Regions from separate parts of the Homo sapiens genome. Here region 1 is linked to region 2. Evidence: read pairs that join two places in POLR2A ChIA-PET (ENCODE). Cell type or tissue: Panc1. All regions are shown on one strand. Each heading gives the region's core, and the rest is flanking DNA. Links, peaks and the distances in the headings are about the cores only. Region 1 overlaps DLX2 (distal-less homeobox 2). Region 2 has its middle 79 kb from the start of DYNC1I2.

Region 1 (2,911 bases), core at 182-2,681, 330 kb after region 2:
TGGTTTCGGGAGGAGGGAGGGGAGTGCGTGCAAAGGAGGGGAGGGCACAGTCACCCTCAGGAGGAAGGCTGGCACCAGTTAGTGGCACTAAAAAGAAAAAAAAAACAAAAAAAAAAGAAACAAAACCCACAGAATTTGGAGCTGGGGTGCGGGTGGTGGACAGGGATGGGGGTCTGCCAGGCAGCGGTTGCTTAGGGAAACCCAGGATCATAGGTCAATGGGCTTCAACCCAGGCCTCCCTAGCCTGGGAAAACAATGCAAAAATGCAATGGGACACTGGATCGTGTAGCCCCCCTGCTTTTTCCAAAGCCGCAACTCTCTGGACCGCATGGTTGTAAACCAGACTCAGAGAAGGCCCCAAAGCAATCTGCTCAGAAAAGTCATGATTCTCCTCAGGATGATGCCACTGAGCCCAGAAAGTCACCTCCGCCCCGTGTCTGGTTTTGGCAGATAAGTTGAAGACACACAGCACAGATGGCCTCATCCTAGAGGAGACGAAGCCTGGACCTGGCAGGCGGGGCTCTGTGGCTGGCACCCAGCCCCTCTGCAGTAGGGGAGAATCCCTTCAGAGGGCATGGCTGAGGTTCAAACCCCAGGTAGGAAGGGGCTTTCCCAGCCCCAGGATGTTGCTCTTCCACACAAAGTGAAGTTGGAAAGCCTCTGGGTAACTGTGGGTTTCATACCCCTCTCTGGGGGTAGTGAAAAAACAGTAATACTAAATATTAAATAGATATAATTTAGTGAGTTGTTACCATGTGCCAGGCACTGTTACACTGTTGCCTCATTAAATGCTCACAACTGCAAGCTATAGCTGTTAATATTTCTCCTATCTTACAGATCTGCAAACTGTAACACAGGGTGGTTAAATGGGTTCCCCAAGGTCACACAGTCAGTGATTGAAGCCAGGAAGCTTCCAACTGCGGGCCCTAGCACTTTCAGGGAAAGGCCCTAGCACTTTCAGGGACCTTCATTAACCACCAACCCCTGGCCTTTGTAGGGAATGCCAGAAAGCAGGGTCACCTCCAAAGTTGTAAGCTGGTTGTGTGGGGCCCAAGGTAGAAAGCAGAGCCCAGTGGTGTGTGGACATCCCCCCCACCAAGAGTATGAAGTGGAAAGATGCCACTCTCATACCAGTGTATATAAGTCTGTGAGTAAGTATACATGAGTGTGCATATGTGAGTTTGTCTATCAGTGTGTAAGGGTATGAATGCGAGTGTGCATGACTTCGTGTGTCAGTGTTGTAAGAGTGTGATGGAGTATGAGTGTGTGATGTGACGGTGTTCGAGTGTGTGTCATTGTGTGTGCGCCTGAGAATATTTGAGCATGAGTGTGACTGTGAGAGTGTGTATCAGTATGGGTGAGTGTGTGCTAGTATAGATGGGCCTGTGACAGTGTGCTCAGTGTGTGATTGTGTGTTTGCGCGCGCTCGAGCACGGCCCCGTGTCGTTGGGGTCGGCTTGCATTCCAGAGCAGCCAGCCATGCCTCCCGAGGGTGACTCACAGAGCTCTCAGTTCAGTCCCGAAGGGCGGTGGGACAAACGGAGGGGAAGGTTCAAAGTAGGGTTCCGACCCTCAGGCTGCTGCAGAGCTCAGGTCCCTGACAGGAGGTCCCCCGCGGCGGCTGGGGTGCCGAGCCTGGCCATCTAGGCGGGCGCGGGGGCGGTGGCGCCGGCGCCGGAGGGGCAGGGCAGGCGGAGGCTGGAGCCGCTCCGCGCTGAGTGAGTCACCCCGCCGCCGGCCGGAGAATCCCTCGCGGGGACTCGGGAGGGGGCGGGGCGTGAAACCCCCGGTGCGGCCCCACGCCCAGCGCGCCTGTCCTCTCCTTGCCGCACCTCGCGGTGTCGCAGCCTCGGAAAGATGTAAACGTAGCTCTCGGCCGGCTGGCTTCCCGGCCTGGGCAGCGGCTTGAGCTCTGAGCACGTGACTGACCGGACCCTGGCACCAAGAAAAAAGCGCACACATCCAATGAAAACAATAATTTATTTAAATAATCTCTTCATATTGTAAAATCAACATTAAGAGCATGTTGTTTTCATAATAAATAACCCCAAAATACCTTTCATTTCAACAACAAAGACTTTAGGATACGATAAAACAAATCCAAATCAGTAGCTTAATTTAACTGAAATGTTTTTAAAGGAAAAAATAAAAAGGAGGGGTTGCTGAGGTCACTGCTAAACTGCAGTTTTCACAACTGGGGGTTTACAAAAAAGTCTGAAAAGATGAGTATTTTTATACAAATAAATCAGTGGGAAAATCTGCACAGACACCTTTATTTACAAACTCTGTGTCCAAGTCCAGGCTAATAATCCTGAATAGGTTTTAAAAAAGATAATTTAAACACATTTTTGCAGTGTTCACATATTAAAAAATCATTTTTTCAACGTCAAAATGAGGTCATCCGCAAAGGCACCTAAACTTTTAAAAAAATAACAAATAAAAAAACTCCACTGGTGATGGATGAGGAGAGAGCTGAGGGAGCGCTCCTGGGGGAGCGCGGTGGGGGTAAGATAAGGGATGGGGGCTCCGAGGGCTGGGAACTGCAGGAAGGAAAGAAGCGGCGGGGCCGCCCGGGTCAAGGGGCCACGTGGGGGAGGGCGGGCAGGCGGGACCGGGAGGTCAATAACTGCAGCGTCCGAGCTGAGCCCAGGGGAGCGGGCGAGGAGAAAGAAGCCTCAGAGCGCCCGGGAAGCCTCGCGCGCCTGGGAGGCTTCCATCTCCCGGGACCCAGCTCTCAGCCCGGGGCGAGGAAGGCGCCAGACAGGCTCACCCGGAGGGGAGGGAAGGCAAGTCCGAGGCGGGGCTCGAAACAGCCGAGACCCGGGGCTCAGGTCAGAAATGCGGCCTTTTAGGGAGGCCTTTGCCAAGCTGCTGTCCGGTTCCCCCGAGAGAGGGGCCCGTTTGGTGGCCC
Region 2 (2,911 bases), core at 310-2,809:
CTAATATCTGGTCTTGGCAAGAAATAAAAGGAAGAGTTTGGAGCATCTTGTCATACTGGAAAGCTAGGAAGCTATCAAAGATTCCTGAGGGCCAAACACAGTGGCTCATGTCTAATCCCTGTGCTTTGGGAGGCCAAGGCAGGAGGACTGCTTGAGCTCAGGAGTTTGAAACCAACCTGAGCAATATATTAGGTTGGTGCAAAAGTAACTGTGGAAACTGCAACCTAAAAGCAAGACCCCTGTCTATACAAAAAATCAAAAAAACAAAAACAAAAAACACAAAAAACCAGCAGGTGCAGTAGCATGTATCCGTAGTCCTAGCTACTCATGAGGCCGCGGTAGGAGGATCACTTGAGCCAAGGAGTTTGAAACCAGCCTAAGCAACATACCAAGACCCCATCTCTTAAAAAAAAAAAAAAAAATCCTGAGGTAATATCGGTAGGACTTAGAAGTTAATTGCAAGAGGCTCCCACTGGCCGAAGATGAGACAACTTGAGTATTAAAAAAAAAAAAGACCAGGCGGCCATGGTGGCTCACACCTGTAATCTCAGCACTTTGGGAGGCTGAGGCGGGCAGATCACCTGAGGTTGGGAATTGGAGACCAGCCTGGCCAACATGGTGAAACCCTGTCTCTACTAAAAATACAAAAATTAGCCTGGCATGGTGGTAGGTGCCTGTAATCCCAGCTACTTGGGAGACTGAGGCACGAGAATCGCTTGAACCTGGGAGGTCGAGGCTGCAGCGAGCTGAGCTCATGCCACTGCACTCCAGCCTGGGTGAGAGAGCAAGACTCTATCTCAAAAAAAAAAAAAAAAAAAAAAAAAAATCCAAAGGTTTAAAACATATCAAATATGTTTAATTCTTTGACACTTCTCAAAGAAATTCTCATTGTTCATCTCTGGAAGATGCTGGGGAAATATTTTGAAAACAAAAAAATCAAGCATTTATCCTGTTTTTCCCCTCTGTGTAACCAAATAATTGTTACGTTTCTCTTTATAAAAGTATCTCAGCTAATATGTAAGATATAATAGAATACCACCATTTTGCAACTCCTGATGAAATAATGGTTGAAGGTAATTATCAAAGGCTGCTAGTTACCAAAAGAGACATTATTCTGTGCCTTCTTTTGGATGTACACGTAACACACCCACAAAGTATTCTTTTTTTTTTTTTGAGACAGAGTCTCGCTCTGTCGCCCAGGCTGGAGTGCAGTGGCGCAATCTCGGCTCACTGCAAGCTCCGCCTCCCAGGTTCACACCATTCTCCTGCCTCAGCCTCCCCAGTAGCTGGGATTACAGGCACCTACCACCATGCCAGGCTAATTTTTGTATTAGCCTGGCATGGTGGTAGGCTAATTTTGTATTAGGACTACAGGCGCCCGCCACCACACCCAGCTAATTTTTTGTATTTTTTAGTAGAGACAGGGTTTCACCGTGTTAGCCAGGATGGTCTCAATCTCCTGATCTCGTGACCCACCCGCCTCGGCCTCCCAAACTGCTGGGATTACAGGCATGAGCCACCGCACCCGGCCTCCACAAAGTATTCTTACCAAAAAAAAAAAAAAAAATTGATCATAAATGCTGTCAAGCCTCTAGAACATAACTACCAATTTATAGAAAATTCAGGGAAATAGAAACAGCTAAACACCACCACAAGGATGCAATCACCAAAATTGAGAATGTAGGAAACTACAGGACAAACAGGCTGAAGTCTTATGTGCAAGTAAAAAAGAGGAGGAGAGGGAAACCAAAGACTAAAAAGAGATTTAGGAGTGAAATCAATCATATTCCATGTATGGACTTCACTTGGATACTGATTCAAACTGTGTGAGTGTGTGTGTGAGAGAGAGAGAAGGAAAGAGAGACTGACAGACACAGTTGGGGAAATGGTAGTGTTAGATTTAAGAGAGAGATCAACTATATTCCATGTATGGACTTTACTTGGATACTGATTCAAACTGTGCATGTATATGTGTATGTCTGTGTGTGTGTGTGTGTGTGTGCATGCATGCGCGAGAGAGAGAGAAGGAAAGAGACTGACAGAGTTGGGGAAATGGTGGTGTTATGTATTTTTTTCAAAAGTCCTTAACACTTAGAGGTATATAAGGAAATATTTCTGGGTGATCTGATATCTGGGGTTTGTTTCAGAATAATTCAGTAAGGGTGGAAGAGACATGGATGAAGTATAATTGAAACAGGATTAGCTATGAGTTGATCATTTTTGAAGCTGCGTGATGAGTAAAAATTGTAAATATTACAGTATTCTGTTTACTTTGTATACATTTGAATTTTTCCAAAAGTTAAGTCAATACAGCATATACCTTTGTTAATAAATTTGAAAACCTTGACAATATAGAAGAAAAACTAAGGAAAATATAAATTGGTGAAGTTGATCTAAGAAGTAAAAACTTAAATAGACCAGTAAACCAAAAAGAAGTTGAAAAGGTTACCAAAGATTACTCCCTTGAAATACGTAAGCTTTTTTTTTTGAGACAGGGTCTCATTCTGTCACCCAGGCTGGAATACAGTGTCACGATTTCAACTCACTGCAACCTCTATCTCTAGGGCTCAACTGATTCTCCCATCTCAGCCTCAGTAGCTGGGACCACAGGTACATGCCACCTCTCCTGGCTAATGCTTGTGCTTTTTTGTAGAGACAGGATTTCGCCATGTTGCCCAGGCTGGTCTCGAACTGGTGGGCTCAAGTGATCTGCCTGCCTTGGCCTCCCAAAGTGCTGAGAATACAGGCACGAGCGACCACGCCTGGCTGAAAGACATAAGCTTTAAAGGCACAATTTCTAGAGCTTTAGTAACAGCTATTCTAGAAACTAGAAAACGATGGAAAATGCAGTGGACACCAAACCAGACATGGACAGTACAAAGTCAAAACAAAAGAATAAGCCAATCTCAGG

Evidence for each region. ChIA-PET counts read pairs that join two places held together with the same protein. Peaks named below come from ENCODE experiments on the same cell type or tissue, not always from the same donor. Only the 100,000 strongest peaks of a DNase experiment are listed, where the experiment ranks them.
Region 1: POLR2A ChIA-PET joins it to region 2 with 12 read pairs; 3 of 35 experiments call an interaction of 5 or more read pairs at or near these places.

Annotation. Positions count from the first base shown.
Region 1 is chr2:172,097,477-172,100,387 of GRCh38, forward strand. It overlaps DLX2 (distal-less homeobox 2), which reads right to left. Exons shown (of 3, transcript NM_004405.4): 3 at 1,962-2,911. Among named protein-coding and RNA genes, the nearest start is that of DLX2, 4.0 kb to the right of the region's middle. RefSeq lists a silencer at 1,637-1,866. In Panc1, for the core only: no CTCF peak of the experiment used is centred there; no DNase peak of the experiment used is centred there; H3K4me3 peaks cover 1,535 bases; H3K27ac peaks cover 2,416 bases.
Region 2 is chr2:171,765,160-171,768,070 of GRCh38, forward strand. No RefSeq gene overlaps it. Among named protein-coding and RNA genes, the nearest start is that of DYNC1I2, 79 kb to the left of the region's middle. RefSeq lists a silencer at 1,826-2,026. In Panc1, for the core only: no CTCF peak of the experiment used is centred there; no DNase peak of the experiment used is centred there.